Linked DNA regions of Mus musculus: all the other regions are linked to region 3. A link is a loop called in an ENCODE intact Hi-C map of the cell type or tissue named here. Cell type or tissue: left cerebral cortex. All regions are shown on one strand.

Region 1 (8,000 bases), 94 kb after region 3:
GGCCACAGGCTGGAGTCGGTGGAGAGCTGTTCATGGCAAGAGATACAGCGTGAGCCAGGACTGACCTTGGGGATCCTTGTAGCCAGGAGCTAGCAGTGTGAGAGCCAGTAGCAGCTGGAGCAAGCCTGTTACGACTTCCTTCTGGTAGCTCAAGCCCTGTGCAAAGCCCTCTGAGGCTGTGCGTTCCTAGCCTGTCCTGTCGTCAGCCCTCAGACACTGTTAGCTCCTGCTGTCTCGGCCTCAAGTTCTGTTGGGGCTGCTGTCTTATGCCACAGTGTCTGTGTAGCAGCTCCATTGTGCAGACGTGGTTTCCCACCAAACCAGGAGCTCTGTGCCTGGCCTGGCTGACTGAGCAATGACCCTAGGAATCTCCTGTCTCCTAACCCCAGCACTGGGGTCACAGGTCATATAAACACACTGGATTTCGTTCTAATTCCAAAGGTTTTTTTTTTTTCATTTTAATTTATTTATTTTATGTGAGTACACTGTCTCTGTCTTCAGACACAGCAGAAGAGAGTGCCAGATCCCATTACAGATGGTTGTGAGCCACCAAGTGGTTGCTGGGACTTGAACTCAGGACCTCTGGAAGAATAGTCAGTGCTCTTAACAGCTGAGCCATCTCTCCAGCTTGCCTCTTTTATATATATCTGTGTGTGGGTGCGATCTCTCTCTCTCTCTCTCTCTCTCTCTCTCTCTCAACATGTATCTGTGTACCACGTGTATGCAGTGCCCTTGGAGGCCAGAAGAGGGCACCAGATTACCTGAAACTGGAGTTATAGACAGTTGTGAGCCACCACGTGGGTGCTGGGAACCGAATCTGGTTCCCCTAGAGGAGTGGCAAGTGATGTTAAATGTGGGACCGTCTCTTAGCCCCTGATTCTAATGTTTAAAACTGCATTTAAGTTTATGTATTTGCGTGTGCACATGTAGGGGCCGGGGGACAACTTTGAGAAGCTTGTTTTTTCCTTCCACTGTGTGGGTCCCAAGTAGCCAAGCTTGGCAGCAAGCGCCTTCGCCCTCTGAGCCACCTCACTGGCCCAGGCTTAGCAGCCTGTCCTAGAAGGCCCTGCGTGGGTCATGGGTCAGGGAGCTCTTCATTTTGACAAGATCTCAGGCTGGAGAGATGGCTCAGCGGGTAAGAGCACGGACTGTTCTTCCAGAGGTCCTGAGTTCAATTCCCAGCAACCACTTGGTGGCTCACAACTGTCTGTAACTCTAGTTCCAGGGCTTCTGAAACTCGCACATAGACAGACATGAGACAAGTTCTATTGAACATAAAATAAACAAGATCTCAGGTAGCTCAGGGTGGCCTTGAATTTGCTGTGCAGCCCAGGTGACCTTGAACATCTGATCCTCCTGTCTCCAGCTCCTGAGTGCTAGGGTTAATGGGTACACTACTATGACCTGGCTTATGTGGTGCTGAAGGAAGGACCTAGGGCTTCCTGCTTCCTCTGTATCTTTGGTTGGCCTGATCTCTATGGAGACCAGGCTATCCTGAATGCTCTATGTTGACCTAGTTGGCCTCAAACTCAGAGACCATCCTGCCTTTGCCTCCTGTGGTGGGATTAAAGGCTGGGCCACTATGCTGGGCTCAGCTTGCTGATTTATACAATCCAGGGCCCCCTGGTCAGGGCTAGCACTGCCTGCTGTAGGCTGAGCACTCATATGTTATCCAGCGACACAAGAATGCCCCAGAGGCCACAGTGTGATGGCAATAGTTCCTCAGATGAGGCTCCGTCTTTACCCAGCCGTGTCAGGTTGACAGCCAAAATTGGCCATCGTGCAGGTAATTTGTTGACCCCATGATCCCAGGAGATGTGCTGTGCAGTTCTGGGGCCCCTGGCTTCTCCACAGACCTCTCTGGATCCCGGAAGACGGGCCGTCCTCCAGAGGCATCAGGACCTGCAGATGGGGAAAGACTTTGCCCCTGTCTTCTTTGAGGAGTGGGGGTTGGAGAATGGGGGTGGGTATCTGAGCCCCGTAGAGGGCATAGGAACAGGCCAGGGAGAGAGAGCAGTGTCTGAGGCATGCCCGGAAACCCCTCTCCTCCTCTGTAGCCTGGGAGGGTCACGGGTGCCTGGTCAGACACACCTGAAGCCCATCTATCAGTGGGGCCGGCTCTGAGCTCCACTGCTGATAGAACTCCAGGCCCTCCTGGCTCTTGCTCCACCGCAAGGGGCAGAAAGGTTTGGGTGCCCAGGAGCCTGTCCTCTATTCTGTCCTCTCTCCCCATAGCGTGTTGAGGAGACGTGAGACGGGCTGCTGCAGTCCTGACCTGACTCCTCCTCCCCAGATCACAGAGCAGCAGAGCCTGGACCTGGCTGTGGCCCTAGAGCCCAACGCCACCTTCCTGAAGAAGGCCCTGCAAGCAGCGCTGAGACATGTGACCCACTGACCATACACAAGGACACACCGCCCTGACTGCTTGTCTCAGAACACACAGCCATCTCAGGAGTCAGCTGCCTCTGCCCAACACCCCAGGCTCTGCAGGGGCCATATTGACTCCACAAGGAGCAGAGAGGAGGCCTTGGGTACCACTCCTGACAACATCAGGATACAGGGGCTGTGGAGGATGAGTGGGAGGTGGGCAGAAAAGCTGGCCTTTCAGTGTGAGCCTTTTGTGCTCAGGTATATGTTGTGACCTCCTCTGTTTTGTTTGTTTCTGAACTGAGTAATTTTGTAACAGTTTTAATAAAAAGAAGACAGTCCATCCAGGCTTGGTGGCTCAGCCCTGTCATCCCAGCCCTCAGGCAGAGCCAGGAGAATCAGGAATTCAAGGTCATCTTCAACCGCACAGGAGTTCAAGGCCAGCCTAAGCTATGTGAGAGAGACCCTGTCTCAAATAAGTTTGTGGGTGTGGCTGAGATGGCTGGAGGTGGGGGCAGGAGAGTCCCCCAAAGCTACAGGGCCAGCTTAGCCGGAGACAAAATGGAAGGCAGGGACTGGCACCTGAGGTTGACCTCTGACCCGTGTGTGTGTGTGTGTGTGTGTGTGTGTGTGTGTGTGTGTGTGTGTTGGCATGTTTGCAACCCAGAGTGCTCAAGCATGCACAGCACAAATGTGTACAAACATATGCATGTCAGATACAAAGAACTTCCAAACAAGCACTTGTATTCTTAGGCTACTTTCCCAGAACCCCCTTTACTCCCTCACCTGCCCCCACCCCTCCCATCACAGCAGGTCTGTCAGAGCTGCCTGATGAGTGTCAAGGACTACACTGAGGGCAAGGGTGGGCTTGGGACCCATAACTTTTGTTTTCATGCTGAGCCGGAGTCTTAGGCCTGCTAGAACTCTGAACTCTGTCTTCAGCTGCAGCAAAGGTTTGGACTGGGATCTGAGGGATGTCTAACCCACCATGGGCTGAAAAGACACAGGGTGCCTGCTGCAGACCTGTGTGACATCTGTATTTCCACAGCACCTCACTCAAAAAATATTTAGCACACAGCTGGGCACGGTGGCACACACCTTTAATCCTGGAACTCAGGAGATCGAGGCAGGCAGATCTCTAATTTCAAGGCCAGCCTGGTTTACAGAGCGAATTCCAAGAGAGTCGGGGCTATGCCAAGAAACAAAAATTTGCCAAACTGATGTGACTGAATTAGCCTGAGAAAGTTCATGACAGCATCCTCCTACCTTAGCCCTGCAGTGGGTGGGGAACTGAGGTTTCTGGGTGCTTCTGAGTCCCTGTTCCAGGGAGGCAAGGAGGTCAGTCCAGTGAGAAGGTCTGGCTTTTGAGAACAAGCTGAATCTGACTACAGAAGCAAGGGGAACAATGTCTAAGAGACAGACGTCAGCCGCTCACCATGTTGATGGCCTTTAGAGTGTGGATGGCACTTGCAGCTTCAACCTGCCTGCTCTGCTCTGACCCTGTGGGAACCTGCTTCATCCTGCCTGCTGTTTGCTGTGTGTGTGCTCAGGCGAGATGAGCTATTCGTAGGTCTGCTCCCTGGAAATGGTGGGTGCTGGCTACATCTGTGATTTGTTCCCAGAGAGGGTGACATGCCTCCAAATGAGTCACTCCAGATCTGGAGGCTCCCTGCAAACGCTCCTTGACCCGGCGCCTCTCTATTAACTGCGAAGACCGGGGTCAAGTAACAAGAACGACTTTGTTTGAAATGCCAACTAATTGAGACAGGACAGGGGCATTTGTCCAAAGTCCACCTTGCCCGGAGGCTGAATCAGGGGCGGTTTATACAGATGGCCAGGATAGACTGGTGGGCGCCTCCTCCCAGGTGGAGGCTTAGGCTTAAGCCAGGCACATCTGATCCTAATCTAGTCACAAGGCGCTTTCCCGTTCTGCAGATCTCAGCAAGGGTCATTTCCTCAAGCTATTCCTGTCATCCATGCCTCTGCCCACATGCGGTGGCCGGACCATTGCACAATGCACGGCTAGAGGGGGCGGCTGCCCAGTGGCTCTGCGGGGCTCATCACCAAATTAGGCGATGACGGAGACCGGTTCTGCCGGGGACTGGAAGTCATGGGGCAGGCAGAAGATAGAAAGCAGGGAGAAATCCAATCCCAGGGCCCGGCTTCAGCCCTTGTCCCAATGCAGGACTGCCTGCTGCTCCTAGAGCGGTTCTCACGGTGCAGCCGCGTGGTGGCGCCCCCCCAGCGGCCGCAAACTGCAGCGCCTCTCCGGCTTGGCTGAGCGCGGAACGTGCCCGTAACGGGCAACTCTCGCGAGAACGCGGGCTCTATTTGAGCGCATGCGCAAAGCGCTCTGCCTTCTTTCCGGTTTCCGCGGCAGCCGCAGCCATGAGGTAAGTTGTTATCGTGGCGCTATCCGCCGCCATCCGTGCACCCACACGCCCGCGGACGCCCCGCGGCCCGTCTCGGAGGCTCTCCCGGCGACTGCCCCGCGTCGCGAGCCTTTCCCCAGCGTGCCGTGGGCCTGTCATCGGGCCCGGGGTGCAGCATGGCCGGCCCCGAACGCCTTCGCTTCTCCCCAACAGCAGCAAAGTCTCACGCGACACCCTGTACGAGGCGGTGCGGGAAGTCCTGCACGGGAACCAGCGCAAGCGCCGCAAGTGAGCGCGGGCCTCCCTCCCGGGGCAGGGCGAGCATCCCCGGCCATGGCGACCCTGGCTCACAGCTCCCCTCTCGCTCAGGTTTCTGGAGACGGTGGAGCTGCAGATCAGCCTGAAGAACTACGACCCTCAGAAGGACAAACGTTTCTCGGGCACCGTCAGGTTGGCACCGCTCTAACCCCACCCAGCCCTCAGTGTTCCCGTGTGGCCTGGCCGCGCCCTAGGCGGGCACGGGGACACTGACGTGCCAGGGTAGTTCAGGAGCCCTGCTGCAGGCAGGCAGGCTGGACGGACCCCCACCCTGGGTCTTAAAACAAGAGGGGAGGCGTGGGGAGGCCTCGGCCGAGCCCGCCGCCTAGCCTGAGAAGCCAGGCTAGTGTTGCCCAGAGCTCCGGGTAAGGCTTGCCGCTCCCTGCCATGCGTTCAGATCTAGCGGGATGGCCAGCGCCGACCATGACCTGTTCTGTTTTCTCCCCTCCCAAACGCAGGCTCAAGTCCACCCCACGCCCCAAGTTCTCGGTGTGCGTTCTGGGGGACCAGCAGCACTGTGATGAAGCCAAGGCCGTGGATATCCCCCACATGGACATCGAGGCGCTCAAGAAGCTTAACAAAAACAAGAAGTTGGTCAAGAAGCTGGGTAGGTGGGGCTCACTAGGGCTGAACACAACCCATGACCCCCTGCCCAGGAGTGGCAGCACACATTGGGCTTCACAACCAGTTAGAAAATGCCCCACAGGCTGGTCTGATACTCCCCTCTCGCCAGTGTGTGCAGTTGACTCATAGCCAGCTATTGGTTTGGGTTTCAAGTCTTTTCAGTTAACAACCTATCGAGGGAGGGGTCACAAGTGTCTCCCACGTGTTAGCCTCCATGGTAGCCCCTGTCTCCGCATACATTTTGGGAATAGTTATCCACTGTGAGCTAGGCAGTTGTCATGCCTGCTTTTATAGATAGAAGGTTTCTCCATCTGTCTTAAGATTTGGAGTAATACTGAGTCTTACTGATGTTGCCAGCCTGGGGTCTAAGGTTATCCTCTAGAAGTGCTCAGGACTGTGCCCTGTCACTGAGCTGTGTTCTCAGGTGACATTATGGTTCCCAGGCCTGCTTGAGGCTTCTCAGATAGCTGGCCTTGGTCCACCTTTGACAGATAATGAGACAGCTTTTTTCTTAAGATTTTATTTTATGTATATGAGCAGGCTGATGAGAGCCTCAGATCCCATTACAGGTGGCTGTGAGCCACCATGTGGCTGCTGGAAATTGAACTCAGGACCTCTGGAAGGCAGCACTCTTAACTGCTGAGCCATCTCTCCAGTCCATAGTTTGAGGCAATTTAAATGCAGGCTTACAGTGAATCCAAGGGGTGGGGGCCATCACAGCCCCTCAGTTCTATGCAGCACACCAGGGATTGTGGGACATCCTGGTCTAAGACCTCTGTGAGGACTTGAGGGTGGAGCTACTCAGCAGTCATGGGTCTGAGGAGGCAACTTGGCCTTCTCGTTGTAAAGGATGGGTTGGTTGTTTAAAATGTTTTGTTTTGTTTTTTTTTTTTTTTGGTGGTTTTTGTTTGTTTGGTTGGTTTTTTTGGTTTTTTTGGTTTTTTTTTTTTTTTTTGGCTCAATCCTGAGTGTCTGTGTCTTCTAGCTAAGAAGTACGATGCCTTTTTGGCCTCTGAGTCTCTGATTAAGCAGATCCCACGTATCCTGGGCCCAGGCCTAAACAAGGCTGGCAAGTTCCCCTCCCTGCTGACACACAATGAAAACATGGTGGCCAAAGTGGATGAGGTGAAATCGACAATCAAGTTCCAGATGAAGAAGGTCAGTCTGGGCGGTGTGTGGTGGGGAAACCAGAAAGAGCTAGGTCTGGGTGCCTTAGCCCTGGGTTAAGCCTTTTCACTGGGGGAAAGGGTACATGCTAGCTTAGCCTGGTGACCTTTTCTGTCCATGCAGGTGCTGTGTTTGGCCGTCGCTGTTGGCCACGTGAAGATGACCGATGATGAGCTAGTCTACAACATTCATCTGGCTGTCAATTTCTTGGTGTCCTTGCTTAAGAAAAACTGGCAAAACGTGCGGGCTCTGTACATCAAGAGCACCATGGGCAAGCCCCAGCGTCTGTATTAGGATGCTCCAATAAACCTCACTGCTGCCACTCAGCCTTGGTGTGCCTGTGATTGGGGGCAGGGCATGTGAGGCCACTATCCCAAAGCTGGGAGAGGGGGTCTGTAGGGGTCTACAATGCTTCTCAGGTGGTGGGAGAGGTACCTCTAACCCCCTCGTGGGTAGAGAGTCCGGCTTTTCTAGGTGAAGTTCCCAAGCTAATTCCCCCGTGGTTTTGTTTGGGGCTGTAGCTGTTGTCAGGCCTTAGGGGAACACCCATAGTCTGCTCAGTAATGGCTTTAAGCCCTGGGCATAAGAGTTCCTGTCTGCTGCAGCTTCCAGGTAACACCCATCTTGGGCAGGCCCCTCAAAGCCAGGTGGGGACAGGGCTGAGGGAAACAAACCAGCAGATGTGAAGGCAGGTCAACCAGTGAATGTGTAAGGTGTCCATTTGAATCACCTTGTGAAGATAGCTCTCTGAGTACTGAAACTACCCCAGGCTTTGTGGGTGACAGAGGTCTCTTATCTAAAGACTTGCATGACCACCCAGCCTGGTCACCTGGCTGCAGCTAACCCCAGGACTCCCAAAGTTTGCTACTTAAGCCACTGTAGCTGTTTCTTGAAGCACTAAGGTGAGCTCTGGCCACAGGTGCGTGCCAGTGATGAGGGGTGGCAGTCATGTGTCAACACCTGTTTTTGACTAGGTAGGGTACAAGGTTGCATATGGCACAACTGTCTTGACCCAGAAACAGCTTTTTAATTTTTTTCTTTAAAGCAGGAGCCAGGCCTTGAGTGGCCCCTGCCTTGAGCCATTTATGATGTAGCCCATCACAGCTGGATTTTAAAAATACACAAAAATATATATATATAATACATGTTATA
Region 2 (8,000 bases), 290 kb after region 3:
GTAGGGGATGCACCCAGCCAGGGAATCTGGAGAGGCGTGGGTGCTCCGAGGCTGGCGAGTGCTCAGGGCTGCTGGGGCCCACCCTACAGGGGTGCCTTCTGAGAGTCCCCGCGGCCACGGGAGGCTGCGCCACAGCGCAAGCCGCGAGCACAAACAGGGCGAGGAGGCTGGTGTGAGCGCCTGGGCCCGCTGCCAGCGCGCTGGGGCTGGAACACAATGTCCCGGGCGAGAGCAGGCGGGCGGGCGGGCGGGCGGGCGAGCGTGAGGGAGAACAGCCTGACTCAGCAGCTGGGTAAGTGGGTGTGCTCGCCCGCTCCCCAGATCAACCGCTCCTGCAGCCTGCGGTCAGCAGCCGGCTCCGCACTGGGAGGGAGGGCGCGGCGCTGCAAGACCGCCACATGGTCGGGTACGAGACCTCCTCACCCCTCCAAGAAGCCATCTCCGGACCCTCCGGGCCGGGGCACCGTAGGCTCAGCTCACCTGGGACCGGAGTACCCTCCTCACTGTACCCACGCATGGGGAGAACCACGGAGATGCCGGCTACAGGCCCCTTGGTTCCTCCAAGCCCCACCCACTCTGGGACGCCTCTGGAGGTCTCAAGAGTGGTTTGTGACTGTTAGTTGCAGGGAAAGCAGTTTGCTTTGGGGTTTGGTGGGTAAGGGTACCAAGGAAGAGCATCCTAGAAGAATTAAGAGAGAGTTCTGCCCCGTCCTCGTTTGACCCAGTGTTGTGTCTCTTCCGGTCCCCCTCCTTTCAAAACCACTGGGGCCCTGAAGATTTCCTCCCTGGAGGGAGGGAGGGAGGGAGGGAGAAGCAGGTGGCGTGGTCCTCTGAAGCCTGGGAGTCTGCTCTTTCTGTAGTCTCCACCCTCCCACCTGAAGCCACAGCAAAGGCCCCAGAAGCTGGCCACCCAGCCACAAAATTCCTCCTTCGCGCTTGCTGATTCTTGTGGTCCGGTGGGGCCATTGACAACGAGGCAAAAGGCCAGAGGAGGGTGGTTCCTAGGGAGGAGGGGCTGCTCAGTACTCTAGTCTCCTGGGGTGTCTTCAAGGTACCCCTAGGGACACCCTGTGCCTGGAGAGTGCCAGGCTGGCAGGAAGGGGCTCTGTTCTCTGCTGGATTCCGGGAAAGGTTTTGGCAGACAGCACAGGCCTGGGTTCCAGGGCCTTCCAGGCTGAAGTTTAGGGGAGGGACCCTAGGCTGCTGAAGTATCTCACCTGGGCCTACTGTTCCCAGACCATCTGATTGCACCATCTCCAAGCTCTGTAGCTGAAGATGAGGGCCAACATGGGTCCAGGCTAGGGACCACCTTTCAGCACAATACACATTCCAGCTGACCCTTGCGAAATCATCTGGGAGAGATTTAGCCCCGTTACACCCCAACCAGCAGCTATTCCAACCGACAACCCACAGGTCTGTCCCTGGTGCCCATGTTTGCTGGTGTCAGTGAAACTCTGACCTGGACACGCTCAGAAGGCAGAGGAGCTGACAATGTCTTCCCCATCTTTGGTTCTCTACCAAACATTTGCCTTCCCATGACCTACAAGTGACCGACTTTAACTGACCATGTTCCTAGCCCAGGCACATCCCCATTGCCCACTGAGGCCCAATCCCCCAAACTCCCTACAGTGGTAGGCTAATTTTTAGGGGGCTGTGGATTAAATCTAAGGTCTTACCTTACTAGGCAGGCAGTTTACCACTGAACAAAATCTTTACTTTTAATTTTTTTTTATTGTTTTTATTTTTGTTTGTTTGGTTTTTTTTTTTTTTTTTGAGACGAGACAGGGTTTCTCTGTATAGCCCTGGTTGTCCTAGAACTCACTCTGTAGACCAGGCTGGCCTCGAACTCAGAAATCCACCTGCCTCTGCCTCCCAAGTGTTGGGATTAAAGGCATGCGCCACCACTGCCCGGCTACTTATAATTTTTAAAAATTAAATTACTGGGTGTTCCCAGCCTCCTCTCCTCTCTAACACCAGCACTGCCTCTCCCTTGCTTGCCAAGAAAGAAGGGGGGATAAGCAAAGAGGTGCCCTCTGTGGTGGTAAAGCCCCCAAGAAACAGCTGGCTACAAAAGCTACTCCCAAGATTGTGCCCTCTACTGGAGAGGTGAAGAACATCATCATTACAGGCCTGGTTGGTATCTGGAGCTGGTCGGAAGCAAATGAAGTCCATCTAGTTGGCCTTTTTAAAGACACCCACCTATGTGCTATCCAAGTCAAACTTGTAACAATTGTGCCAAAAGAGAGCCAGGTGGTGTGCTGTATATGCAGAGAACATGCTCGCCTTTAATCCTGGCATTGAAGAGGGTTCTCTCTGATGTCAGTGTTGGATCTGTCACCAAACATCAGGTTCTCCTCTCCACTTTTGCTTCATTTGTTCTATTTATTTGTTTGTTTGTTTGTTTTGAGACAGGGTTTCTGTGTATGGCCCTGGCTGTCCTGGAACTCACTCTGTGGACCAGGCTGGCCTCGAACTCAGAAATCCGCCTGCCTCTGCCTCCTAAGTGCTGGGATTGATTAAAGGCATGCAGCACCACTGCCCAGCTCTTTTTTTTTTTTTTTTTCTTTTCATTACTTTTCCCAGCCCCTTCTCTCCAGCACCATAAATGCCACCTTTGGCCCAAATGGTCCTGCTTCCTAACCCAGGCTTTTCCTGGCTCCTTCCAAACACCATTTACTGTGTATGTTATCACCTTCAGCCAAACACACTGGGTACACTGGGTGCTACCCTGTGTGTTCCCAGAGCAAAGGCTGGGGGTTTGTCCTTGTCAATTCCAGCCTACAGGACTGAGCACAGCCCTGCCGCACTGGGAGAGGACATCAGATGTTCTCAAGTGACCCAGCCACCCATTTGATTCAACAATTCCCCTCACCTTCCTCTTACTCTCCCTCTCCTCAGTTGGTATGTCCAGTCCCACCCAGCGTAGCACCTCCCTAATGCTCTCCCAGGTCGTCTTCTTTAAACATATACCGTGTACTGTACCTATTTAGTGAGTGTGGATGCAGGTGTAACATGGCTGAAGGTGGGAGTCACAAGACAACTTACAGAAATAGATTCTTTTTGCCATGTGGGTCCTCAAGACATCAGACTTAGCAGCAAGCACCTTTACCTACTGGAGCTGTCTTGCTGGCCCTTTGTCCCTATTTCTCACTCACCTCAGACTCCTCAGAGATTGGAGGAAGGAGCCGCTGACATTAAAGTTACCCTCAGGGAGTTTGTGCTAAGCTTCAAACACTTGGGGGCACAGAGTGAAAAGATAGCAGCTGCTGACATACCTGCTCCTGTGGTACAGCGCCACAGACAGGGGCAGAAGGCGCAGGGGAGGGGCTGTGGACATGAATAAATTGGTACAATGCTTGCCAAACATGGAGAAACATGAAGGAGACCCCAGCTCCCTCCATCCATGAGGTGGGGTGGGGATGTGAGGTACACACCTGTTATCCCAGCATTCCGGAGATAGAGGCAGGAAGATCAGATGTTTAAGGCTATTCTTGGCTAAATAGAAAATTTGAGATCAGCCTGGGCTAGAGATCTTGTCAAAAAAAAAAAAAAAAAAAAAAAAAAGCCTTTGTATGGCTGAGCCACTAGTTAGGTGTTCTTTGCAGGAACAGTCTCTGTCTCTGTCTCTGTCTCTGTCTCTCTCTCTCTCTCACACACACACACACACACACACACAGGTACTGTGATCCTACAGTCACCTCCCACCTCCTGACCTACCTGGGAATGCACCTTCCACGGGAGAGGCTCTGACAATCTCAACTCTATTTTGATCCTTTTAAACAGCCTCCAACCTGTTCTAGGTTTTATTGCTTAATTATGTTCTGTGGTATCCTCACCCCACCCCCACCCCCCACCCCCGTTTCCCTGTAGGCTGTAAACTCCTTCATGACTGGGTTAGGGGCAGGATTGTTCTTTGATACCATTTAATTATAGTCTAAAAATGAAGCCAGGCTTCATACCCACAGGCTTGGGTCCCAACCTGGTTCCAACACTTAGCTATCTGGCTTAGGGTCCTGGTTCCAACACTTAGCTATCGGGCTTAGGGTCCTCTGAGAGCTCAGACTCAGTTCCTAGGCTGTAAAAGGCACCAGAAATACAACAGGGCAAAGATCACAAGACCTAAAATGCTGGGAAGGAGTTGGTACGTGGTGAGCATGGAACACTTTGTCCTCCTTCCCTGAATAGCTGAGACCTTCCATGAATTAGAGAACCAAGTCTTCACTGATTAGTGCTCGCTCTGGGGTACTTGACAAGAGAAAGGAGACACTGAATAATTACATAGCGCAGTGGATAAAGGTGCCGCCAAGCCTGACATGAGTTGGGGTCTCACAAGGTAGAAGACGAGAACCAACTCCCACAAATTGCCTGCCCTCATATCTCCAGATGCACGTTATAGCACATGAGCCCCAGCCCCCTACAGTAAATTTAATAAAAAGGCATTACATCTATCCCAGGATCATATCCTGGGTGCATGGCCACTCCACCCGGCTTAGTGACAACCTGTGAACCGCAGACTTGGTGAGAGAAAAACAGTCCCTAAGAATGGCGCCAAGCATAAATATCTGTTGAATCAAAAATCAAGCGAGTCAATAAAAAAGCAAAGACAGAAACGTCCCACCCCGCCGAGCCCCCAGCCCAGCCGCACCCTGTCCTGGAGCCCTATTAAGCCATAGTCCCCAAAGTCCGCTTGTCTACAGCCCCGCCTCCGATTGCCTTGGAAACAGTGACGTTAATCGAGGGGGTGTGGCCTCTCTCCATCCTCTCAAACGTTGTGAGCCGCGCCTTAGCACAACCTGGAGGGGAAGATGAGGTTAAGGTTGCTGGGTACTCCCCCGTTCCTTAGGCCGGAGATAGCTAAGCACACCGGTCTGCGCCCACGAGAGAGCCCACCTTGCGCTTGCCCTTGGCAATTTAGCGTAAGATCGCGAGAGTGCGGGCCTGGGTCCCCGGGAACCGCCCCTGGCGATTTAGGGGGCTTCTGGAGACTGCAGGCTTGGGTCCTCGGAAGACCACCATACTCTCCACCCTCGACGTTGTCCTGGTGGGCGCAGTCCTGCGCCTACCCGGGCACCCCAGACTCGCTGCGCGCCCTAGGCGCGGGCGGGAAGGGGTTAAGCAAGGTGCTGGCTCGGGGCGCGGCTCACGGCGCGTGTGGAGGAGGGGAGCGGGGAAGAAAGTGAGAGCGGGGGCGGGGGACCCGAGCGAAAGAACATCCTGTGCCGCCGCCGGATGCGAGAGGCGGGGGCGCGGGGGAAGCTGGGCGATGCGCTCCGCCCCGCGCTCCTCCTCCCGGGCGCTGCCCGCTCCCGCGCTTCGTACTGCTTCTTCTGGTCCCCACGCCTTCGCGGGTCATGAGCTTGCCAGAGGGGCCCCTCAGCTCGAGTTCCCCGGCAGGGGTAAGCGCGGGGAGTATGGGATCCGCTGTGAGGAACGGGCGCCCCCCTCACCCCCCAAGCTTTTTCCGCTGCACACTGATGGCGAGCTGTCCCCTGCGCAGCGCTAGGATCGGCACCTTCTCTGAGCCAGTCCTGCTGCCAGTACTTTCAGGACTAACACAGAAAAGCTGGTTGTGGAATTCGAAGCCCTCACACTCCTGGGATTAGAACCGGAATCGGTCGGGCCGCAGGGGGCTTTTCACTGGGAATAGCGAAGACTCAAATCCCTTAGCTGATAAGGCTCGGGAGAGAGGCCTCTCGGAAGTCATGATAGGCGCTTGCCGACACAGTTCGATCCCCAGGTCGCACAAGGTGAAAGGCGAGAGCCACCGATTTACATAAATTGCCCTCTGACCTCCATACATGTGCCTTGGACACCCATGCTTGGGGAAGCCAGGTATGGTGGCTTTGAACCCAGCACTCAAGAGGCAGACGCAAGAAGATCTCTAGTTGAGGCCGAGCTCTTGGACTACTACATAGACTGGGGAAAAAAAAAGTTAAAAAAAAATATGGGGGTGGAGGGAGCTAGCTATCTAGGCAATGCTCTTTACTTGATCCAATCAGAAAAGAGCCTCACCAGCAGATACAATGGCGCTATTAATGTCAGCTTTTCAAAATACAGGCTTAGCACCAAACTGCTATGTAATGATGACCTTGAACTTCTGACCACCCATACCTCTACCTCCGGAGAGTGCGGGCAGGGCATGGGGGGCGAGGTTACAGAAGTGCAGCACAGCCGGGTGTATAGCAGACCCTCAACACCACCTGGAGCCCTAAGGACGCTGAAACACCCGTGGCCCACGCTTGGTTGAGGAGAATGAGGAAGTGGCTTTGGAGTTCCACGGGTGGATGATGGGCCTTAGGGGCAGCAGCTCAGCGAAGTGGGCTCAGGGTATGTACCCTGGTTTGTCGCTAGTGGAGGCATTGAAGAGGTCTAGGCTTGCCTCCTGCGCTTGAACCTCGTGGATCCTCATCATGACCGGTCAGTATGTGTCATGCTGCTTAATGCGCAGGTTCAGCCTCCACAGGCAGCTCCACGCGGCGGATCTCCATCCACGTCCCTTTCCACGGTGGACAATGTCAGCTAAACTGACCTGCAAGGAAGCCCTGGATGATACCAACCCCAGAAGTTGAAAAGCTACCACGGGGTGGGTGCTAGGGCGGGCTGTGACTTTGTTGGTAGGGCCCTTCAGTGCATGTGGCCAGCCCTGAGTTCAGTCTCCAGCGCCAAATAAAGCAGACACAACGCACTCAGGAAGATGGTGGACATGGTGCTGGGAATTCAGGGTCATCATCAACTCTGTAAGCAGAGTGTGAGGCCAGCCTAAGCCACCGCTCTCAAAAGCTGACAGGGTGTACCTGCTGGGTTTGTGTGACAACTTGACACCAGCTGGAGTTATTACAGAGAAAGGAGCTTCCCTTGATGAAATGCCTCCATGAGATCCAGCTGTAGGGCATTTTCTCAATCAAGAGTAGGAGGGCCCAGCCCATTGTGGGTGGTGCCATCCCTGGGCTGGTAGTCCTGGGTTCAAAAGCAAGCTGAACAATCGAGGGGAAGCAAGCCAGTAAATAGCACCCCTCCATTGCCTCTGCATCAGCTCCTGCCCCTAGGTAAGTTCCTGTCCTGACTTCCTTTGGTGATGAACAGTAATGAGGAAGTATAAGCTGAATAAACCCTTTCCTCCCCAACTTCTTAGTCATGATGTTTTGTGCAGGAATAGAAACCCCGACAAGACAGGGAGCTAGAGAGTTGATTCCATCACTTAAGAACATGTGTTGGGGCTGGAAAGATGGCTCAGCGGTTAACACTGCTCTTCCAAAGGTCCTGAATTCAATATCCAGGAACCACATGGTGGCTCACAACCATCTGTAGAGGGATCTGATGCCCTCTTCTGGTGTGTCTGGAGACAGCTACAGTGTACTCATATACATATAATAAATGTTAAAAAAAAAAAAAACAAAAAACAGAAAACAACAAAAAAACCACCCAAAACGTGTTACTCTTCCAAAAGACTCAGGTTTGAATCCCAACACCCACCCGGCAGCTCTGAACCGTAACTCCAGTCCCTGGGGACTCCAGTGCCTCCTGCTGACCTCCTCCACCAGGTCACAGGTGCTGTACATGGAAGTGAACCATTCATACACATTCTAATGAAAGAACAAAAATAATAAGCTGCCAGGGTTCACCCAGGTGCCAGCTGGCAGAACACGTACCCTAAGTCTCCACAAACATCAGCATCCTCAGAATAAAAGAAGCCGTTCCTGCCTGGCTGGATGGCCTGACTTGTTACTCCAGCTACTTAGGAGGCTGAGGGACAGGAGATGCTTGGACACTGCAGACAGCAAACATTCATAGCTGGCCCCGAAAAGCTAACAATGAAGCAACTGATAAGACTTGATGTTGTCGCATAAGACCCTAGGTCTGACTTAAAGCACCACTGGGAAAAAAGAAAGCCCGGTCCCCCACCACCACCAAAAAAAAAGTTGTTTGGTCATCCCAGTTGCCTCAAAGGCAAAACCAGAAGTATCAGGAGAGATCTGGCGGCAGCCAAACAGAGTCGAGTC
Region 3 (8,000 bases):
CTGTGGTGCTATGACCAGAGGCCACTGCCTTCTAACCTGTCAGCTCCTAGTTAACTAAGAGCTTCCCGGACTCCCTTCTAATTCTGCTGCCCGGATGGGTGTTTGGAAATCCTGCCCAGCCCTTGCCGCTGTCCAAAAGACTTTGTTTGGATTAAGACAGGCTCTCACTTTATAGCCCCGATGGTCCCCAACTGAGGCTCCTGCCTAAGTCTTTCAAGTTCTGGGGATACTGGTAGACACAATCAGGCTTAGCTACATCCAAGAGTTAATTTAATTATATTCTCTATATTCTCTCTGTGTGTCTGTCCGTCCATCCGTCTGTCTGTGTGTCTGTCTGTATGCACACACACACACGCACACGTGCGCACACACACACTCACATCATGGTGAGTGTGTAGAGGTCAGAGGACAACTTTCAGGAAACAGTTCTCCTTCTACCATGTGGTCCCAGGTCATCAAACTTGGCAGCTGGTGCCTTTACCTGTTGAGCCACCACCCTGGACCTGCAGAATGACTTTTGATAGTCACGCTTACTTGCCCCTGTGCCCTGTGGGACACGAAGGCCATAGTCATCAAGCCAAGAAGACCTGCTACAGTTCTGCTGCAGGGGCACAGCCTCAGCTTCTTCCTCTTGCTCTTCTAGGTCTCACTATGCGCTCCTTTCTCCTCATTTCTAAATGTTGGAGGTCCTTGAAGACAAGGACATGAATTCCTCAACGCTGTCCCCAATGCCTGGCACAGAGCTTGCTCCTAAGAAAACTGTGTACCAAACATGTCTTGAATGAGTGGGATGTGTGGCTGGGTGTGGCACAGTTAGAAAGTGAGGACATTGCTGAGACTGGAGATCAAGTCCGTCCAGCATCAAACCCAATGATTCCTTACCACGGGCCAGGGGTTTGCCGTGAGCTATTATCTGGGAAGGGTTCCCTGCTTTCCTGGAGTTTGCTTGCTATCTCATCGCAAAGGTCACAGCCTTGCAAGTGCACCCGATGCACTTTCAAGGAAGTTTGTGACATTTAAAGTGTCACGAAACTCCTGCTAGCGCTAGCGTGAGGGCACAGAGCTGAGGGGTAGGAGGTGAAGTCCGAACTCCATGTGCTATGGGATAACTAAGGGAAGCAGGTCCCGCCCCACACTAGGAGTGGAGGCTGCCCAGGCTTGCCTGGTCTGCTGTGTTTCTGCAGTGCTGATGATGGCAGCTGATGGGGTGGTGGGTCTGGATTTGGACCTGGGAGGAGTTAGGGGAAGGAGTGAGCATGACTATGGTCAAAATACAAAATGGGCAAGTGTGAAATTCTCAAAACCAACATTAAGAATCTAGCAGAGGAGTAGAGTTCTTGCTTAGCATGAAGCCCTTGTTCCATACTCAGAGCCACATAAACTGGGTCTAGAGGATTCCAGCATGTGGGAAGTGCAGGCAGGAAGGTCAGGAGTTCAAGACCAGCTCGAGACCCTCCACCAGAGCTCTGCCAGACACAAAATGGCAGAAATCTCTGACTTCCCCAGGCCATTTTTTACTACAGTCTTGGAGGACAAGGGAAGTGATATCTAAAAACTTAATACAAATTCATTTCAAAAGCAATAGAAGGGAGCTAGGGAGAGAGCAGGAAAGTTAAGCGCCTCTGCTGTTCACGCAGAGCAGCCAGCGTTCAGATCCCGACACACAGGGAAAAGCAGGGTGTGGTCCTGTGAATTCCTGTAATTGCAGAACCAGGATAGCCCAGGCTTGATGGCTGACAGCCTATCCCACCAAACCAGAACCGCTCGTGCATGCATCAGGAGACCAGGCCTCAAAGGAAAACCGTGGAAACCTATCCTTGGAAGACACACAGTACCCTTCTCTGTCCTCCAAGTGCACACGCGCACGTGCGCACGCGCACACACACACACACAGACACACACACTCGAAAACAAAGCAGAAAAAAAGTGGTGTGGGGTTCTCCAATCCAGCGAGCTAAGGATGCACTGTAAGGAGTGCCAGACCGGGCAGAGGTGACCTTTAATGGCGGTGTGGAGGAGGGAGGTGCCTGCTGACTTTCCTGCCAGCCAAGTTTTGTTCATTCTAGGATGATGAAACCAGCCAGTGACAGATTGCCTTCTGGCTACATACTCTCTGTGGTATATGATGAGTTGGGGTGACAGGCAAGCCCAGGTACAGAGTTCTTGTCTTGTCTGGTCCCTGACATCCAGCGACAGAAATCTCAAGTGGGAGAAAAGTTCTTTTAAAATTTGTTTTCTATTTGGCTTCACAAGGCCTATAAGCACAGGCTGGCCCAAAACTTTCTCCATTGCTAAAAATGACCTCAAACGGGTCCTCTACCTCCTGAGTGCTGGAGTTAGAGTGCCATCATGCCTTCCAGATCTTTCTTTTTTCTTGTGTGGGTGTATATGAAAGTGCACATGCGGTGTGTAGAGATTGGAAGATAACCTTCAGGAGGCAGTCCCAGGGACTGAACTCAAGTCTTCAGGCTTGGAGACAAAGCGATGACCCGTTGAGCCATTGAACTAGCCACCAGTTAAAAAATTGGGGGTGCTGAAGAGATGCTTCAGTGGTGAAGATCGCGCTTGCTACTCTTGAAGAGGCTCGCTTCCCAGCATCTACATGGAAGTTCTCCATTGTAACTCCACTTCCAGGGGATCCAACGCCTTCTTCCAGACTCTGCAGGCACTGAACGCACATGGTGCAGAGACAGACATGCAGACAAAACACTCTGACATATAAAAATAGATATTTTGTAAAACGTATGCGTCTGTATTTTCATTCCCAAGTCTCCCACCATATGCCTCTCCCAAGCGCCTCTGAAAATTACAGTTTGCCTCTATTCCTTCCCCCACCGCCCTTAGCTTTGCTTCTTGCTTCAAACCACACAAGTCTATGCCTAGTTTCTTCTCAGGAAGAGTGAGGAGGTTGTATTAGATGACCTCCACCTTCTTTCCGCGCTTTAAAGCTTTAAATATCGTTTCGTGAGGCTTGCTTTGACCAGCCCTAACTTCTCCCCAGCGCTTTCCTCAGCTGCTGCTCCCACGTCTGACTGCAGAGGGCGCTGCAGACGCGCCAGGGCAGCTGTGCAGTGGGCGGAGCGATGGCTGTCAAAGGAGTGGCTCCAGGCGGCGCGGCGATTGGCTACTGCTATGGCGGAAGGGGGCGGGGGCGAGTGCTTAGTTGTGGGGGAGGGAGCCAGCGGCGCGGTGACATCACGGGGCTGGGGGCGGCGCCGGGGCTGGGAGCGTGTGACGCCGCAGGCCGCGGCGGACCTGGGGATTAATGGGAAAAGTTTTGGCAGGAGCTGGGGGATTCTGCGGAGCCTGCGGGACGGCGGCAGCGGCGCGAGAGGCGGCCGGGACAGGTCCGTGCGGATCGGGAGAGGCCAGCGCGGCCCGGGCTGAGGTGGATGGTGGGGTCAGGGGCTCCGAGAGCCGCTTTCCGCGCCTCTGCGGCTCGTCTATGCTCGGCTTGCGCGCTGAGGAGCCACCGCTGGGGTCTCCACCGCAGGGACCCCTGTGGTTGCTCGGAGCCGGCCTCCCTCCCTCCTCCCACCCACCCTGATCCCTCTAAAGCCCCGTGGCTTCATCTCCTCTCAATTCCAAAGAACCCCATGTCACCTCCCTTCTGACCCCCTTTCTGAGCGCCTCCCTTGCTGTCCCGCTACCCAGGCCCTCCTTGGAGATCCTTCCTGCCTCCCTCGATAGCCTTCCATCCTTGCCCTGTCGGTCAGTGCTCTCCTCCTCTCTGACCCGTTTTCGGGTTGCCCTATCCCTCCCCATCTTCTTTAGGATGTTGTGAGCCAGTCCGGTTTATCCGAGCCCCTTCTATCCTGGCTACCGGCAGAGGCCCCACTTAGGCTCAGCTCTCATCTCCTGTCCTTTTCACCTCCTGTCACCCGACTGCCTCGCTTCTAGTTTTTTTTTTTTTTTTTTTTATGCCTCTGCTTGAGGAGAACCCAGAGGTGCACGATAGGCTTCCGTTTCACCTTCAGTTGAGCTGGGAGTGGGGTGTTGAGCGCCAGCTTGACCAGATTTGTTCGGGTCACAGGTTTCACTGGGTGTTGTATTGGGAGGGATGGCCAGTTGGTAGGCCCTCGTAATCTCAGCTTTATAATACTTCCCCTTTATGAGTCTGTTGACTTCCAGGAACCCTTGGGGGAGACGGCTCTGAGTTGGGTGTGTGCCAGGGGTAGCCAGAGGCTTCATATAACTCTTTTCACCCTTTCAGGAAACAGGACTCATTTGGGATATTATGGAATGTATTTAAACCATGATACGGTGCCTTCCACGCACTGCCCTTTTCCATACAGCTAAGAGCAGAAGCTATGCCCTTGGTTTTTTTTTTTTTTTTTTTTAAAGATTTATTTATTATATGTAAGTACACTGTAGCTGTCTTCAGACACACCAGAAGAGGGTGTCAGATCTCGTTACGGATGGTTGTGAGCCACCATGTGGTTGCTGGGATTTGAACTCCGGACCTTTGGAAGAGCAGTCGGGTACCTCTTACCCACTGAGCCATCTCACCAGCCCTGCCCTTGGTTTTAAACTTGGTTTTTCCTCCCTGTACTGGCTCTAGAATGTTTGCTTACAAGTTACATTTATTTATTTCTGTGGGGTGTGGATGTGGGGTGGGGTGTAGGTCAGAGCACAGCTTACTGGAGTTGGGAGGTGGCTCTCTCATTCGATATTGTGGTTCCTGGAAATAGACTCGGGTCATTAAGGTATGATGACAACCACCTTTACGTCCTGAGCCACTTCACCAGCCCCAGAATACATTCCCGTTTTAGTTTTTCAATGGATTGTGGGCCTGCTAGCCCTGGGGCTGTTGGGCATCTGTTCCCTTAATCTTGGGGTCTTGGTCCAGCGACTGAGTTTACCTCCTGTCTTTCACTGACGGAATGTGCCTCTTGTGTTGGTCACTGGGCATGGTTCCTCGGTGCCCTTTTTCCTTCCGTTTCCTGGGCATCTGTATTTACTGAGGCTGGGAGAGGCAGCTGACGTTTCTTCCCTTTGCCCAGGTGTGGTCTGGGGTATTGCCTTGGTATCTGCCTGGGCAGGTCGAGGGATTGCACCAGTGAGGCCTTGCAAAGGAACTTGGGCTGTCTGCTTCCAGGCACAGCTCAGTTGTATGCAGAGTTGAGCCTCTTTGTTTGCCTTGGGTCCCTGGAGTCATCCTCAGGAGAGAACATATATTTATCTTTGAAGGCTCTGGAAGTCTGACCCACTCTAACTTCAGAAGCGGGAGCCCAGGGTTCCGTTGGCACCAGGTTTCTAGGTCTCCTCTTTTGAGGATCACACTCTCTGTCTTTGAGCCAGAATTGGCCATAGAACAGGCCACCTTCTGGAGCCACAGCAGGGAGCCAACTGAACCAGCTTGACCAGGTCTTACAGTTTTGTGATCTTTGTGTGCACTGACCGTTTTCCACGAAAGCATTAGGACTGTGGCTGGCCTGGGGTTGAGTGAGCCTCCTCTCGTCTGATCCCTAAGGCCCCTATATGGAGCACTAGATGTGGGGATGACAGGAGAGTGGAGGAGGTTAGAAGGAATCTTTTCTTCCTATGAGAAACATCCCATTTATTATTTATTTGTGCGAGCGTGGGAGTCAGTGTTCTCCTCCTGGTGTCCCCAGGATTGAACTTAGGTCATCAGGCTGGTTGGCAAGCGCCTTTACCCACTGAGCCATCCTGTCCCTCCTCAGTATCACTCTGTAACCCAGGCTGGCTTTGAGGGCACTGTGCTAGTAGCCTCCTCACTGATGGCAGTCTTCCTGCTCTGTCTTCTGAGTGCTGGGGTTGCTGGGATATACCACCCAACCCGGGTCATTTTTGAGTGGTGCAGTCGAATGCTTGGTAATGATTAGTCCAGTCTCTGGCTCCCCAGAGATTCTGCCTGACAGTCTCTTTTTTTTTTTAATTAGATTTATTCATTTTATTTTCTGCGTGAGTATTTTACCCGTGTAAGTATCTGTGCGACACCACCTGTGTACCGTGTGTGTTTGGTGCTCTTGGAGGTCAAAAGAAGGCGTTGGATCTCCTGGAACTGGAGTTCCAGCTGGTAACTACGTGTGGGTGCTGGCACTCAAACCCGGGTCCTCTGAAAGAGTTCCAAGAGCTCCTAACCTCTGAGCCCCCTCTTCAGCCCCCTACCTACAACCCTTAAGCAGTCTATTATTGTCCTGACTTTGCTTAACGAACCACAGGGCTCCGTGCTGAGTTGGTGCATAGGAGGCCTCCAGTACAGCACAGGGCCAGTCCTGGTAGAGCCTTGTAAGTCCTAGCTAGCAATGCTGGCTGGATAACCTCCTGAGGCATGTCTACTCTGCAGTCTTCTAGGGAACAGCTTTCCATTCTGTGCTTAATGCAGATCGTGGCTCAACGTCTGTTTTCACGGTGTGAGGGGACAGGCCCTTGCCAGTGGCTTTACCTGTCACCTCCAAAGTTCACTGGACTGACCCCCCTGCTCTGTTTGGGAACTTTTCTGTGCTGTGTGCTTCAAGTCACCCAGGAAAAGTAGTTGTCCTAGGTCCTCCCAGCCCCACCTGTGGTCCCTTACTGTCTTCCTAAAGGCCTGGTGTAGAGACTAGCCTGAGAAGCTGGTAGGCCTCTATTTTGGACAGAGTGCAGCTGCCCAGCTGTTGTGCAAGCTGTCCCCAGGGTTTGAGCTTGGCATGGCCTGGTACAACGAGTCTTGTCTCTGGGCTGAGTCCTGAGGCCCACCTCCCCAGGCTGCTACCCTCTGCATATTGGGGACCAGTGGAGTGGGTGCATTCTAGTACCCCGTCTGGTGGCTCTGGTGGACCTGGTGATGCCGGGACAAGCCACATGGCACTGTCCACATTGGGAGCATTCCTCTCTTGCCAGCAATCACACAAGCTTGTTTGTCCTGCCAGGGCCTGGCTTGTGTTATGTCCGAAGCTTTGTGCCCAGTGCCCTTGTCTGTGCCATGTCGTCCCAGATTACCCTGTGGCTGTTTCTTGGAGATGGTTTGATGTCGCTGAGCATGTTTGTGTGTCATCGGAGCCAGGGGAGGAGTGGCTTGCCCTAGCAGCTGGATTCCAGGGTGTCAGAGGAGAGCTGGGTACTTGGCTGGAGCCTGGCAGGCATATGGGCCTTCAATGTTGGATTTCAGGCATGTGGGTCTTCTTCCATGGCCCTCATAATTTGGGGCTGGTGACTGGGAAGTGACTCAGGGGCCTCTCCTTCTGTGAGCTAGTGGGGTGCTAGGCACCACCTCTTTCTTACCCTGCCAGGGCCTTCCGCCCCACCCAGGTAAGATCCGAAGAGCCAGTGTCTGCTTGCTTGGCAGTGCAGACTCCTTCCAGGATTGGGAAATATTTGCTGACTCAGGGTGAGATCGACAGTCTCCCATGGTGTGTGTGTGTATGTGTGTGTGAGGTCATATGGGACCACATGTTCTTGAGTCCTAGTGTTCAGTTAGAACACCCTAAGCTCTCTTTTTGGACCCTGGCACCACTCAGTTACCGACACTGGCTCCTTTCCACCTTACAGTGCTGTGCAGCGGTGTGGGTATGCGCATGGGACTCACTCAGAGGCTCCTGCTCACTGACAGATGAAGACAAACCCACGGTAAAGGTAAGCCCGCTTCGCAGACTTGGGTGTCGGGCTGACTGCCACAGGCTCCTGGCCTTGAAGGAGTCACCAGGCTGAGTCCCCGATCACCTGTGCGGCCACCTGCACCTATTGCTTACGGTGACGATTGCTCATCGACTGTGTGCGGCTTAGGTAGATCTTTTAGCAGTGTGGAGATTCTCACCTTTATACCCACAAGGATATGGACTTTCTCTTGTGTCTGAGGGGCTGCTTGCTAAATAGGGTAGCCAGTGTTTGTTGAGTGGCGTAGAGGATCCTGGGCCACCAGGGTGCTGTTCATCACTTCCTTCCATTTACCCAATAGATGAGTGGTGTTTGGTTTCTGGATATGTAGTCGGGCAGGTCTAGAACTCCAGCTCACCCCTTCTCCTTCCCAAGTGCTGGAATTGGAGGCATGTAACATC

What was found. A loop is a pair of places that touch in the nucleus more often than their neighbours do. Peaks named below come from ENCODE experiments on the same cell type or tissue, not always from the same donor. Only the 100,000 strongest peaks of a DNase experiment are listed, where the experiment ranks them.
Region 1: it touches region 3 in a loop (2.2-fold over the local background); 8 of 42 quality-filtered maps call a loop at or near these places.
Region 2: it touches region 3 in a loop (5-fold over the local background); 12 of 42 quality-filtered maps call a loop at or near these places.

Annotation. Positions count from the first base shown.
Region 1 is chr17:28,323,859-28,331,858 of GRCm38, forward strand. It overlaps Fance (Fanconi anemia, complementation group E), which reads left to right. Exons shown (of 10, transcript NM_001163819.1): 10 at 2,294-2,716. The coding sequence ends at 2,395. Rpl10a (ribosomal protein L10A) reads left to right here and starts at 4,613. Exons shown (of 6, transcript NM_011287.2): 1 at 4,613-4,760; 2 at 4,953-5,027; 3 at 5,109-5,189; 4 at 5,516-5,664; 5 at 6,667-6,839; 6 at 6,972-7,175. The coding sequence starts at 4,756. The coding sequence ends at 7,142. It overlaps Tead3 (TEA domain family member 3), which reads right to left. Exons shown (of 13, transcript NM_011566.4): 13 at 7,813-8,000. In left cerebral cortex, CTCF peaks have their summits at 788 (motif pointing right) and 4,609; DNase peaks (open chromatin) are centred at 3,343, 3,638, 4,011 and 4,688; H3K4me3 peaks cover 1,915 bases; H3K27ac peaks cover 2,225 bases.
Region 2 is chr17:28,517,971-28,525,970 of GRCm38, forward strand. It overlaps E230001N04Rik (a long non-coding RNA gene), which reads left to right and starts at 4,686. Exons shown (of 2, transcript XR_385504.4): 1 at 4,686-5,396; 2 at 6,449-7,918. In left cerebral cortex, CTCF peaks have their summits at 2,110 (motif pointing left) and 7,334 (motif pointing left); DNase peaks (open chromatin) are centred at 214, 825, 988, 2,163 and 5 more places; H3K4me3 peaks cover 2,433 bases; H3K27ac peaks cover 3,867 bases.
Region 3 is chr17:28,229,518-28,237,517 of GRCm38, forward strand. It overlaps Ppard (peroxisome proliferator activator receptor delta), which reads left to right and starts at 3,237. Exons shown (of 8, transcript NM_011145.3): 1 at 3,237-3,347; 2 at 7,495-7,578. In left cerebral cortex, a CTCF peak has its summit at 3,026 (motif pointing right); DNase peaks (open chromatin) are centred at 3,102, 3,670 and 4,106; H3K4me3 peaks cover 1,253 bases; H3K27ac peaks cover 2,644 bases.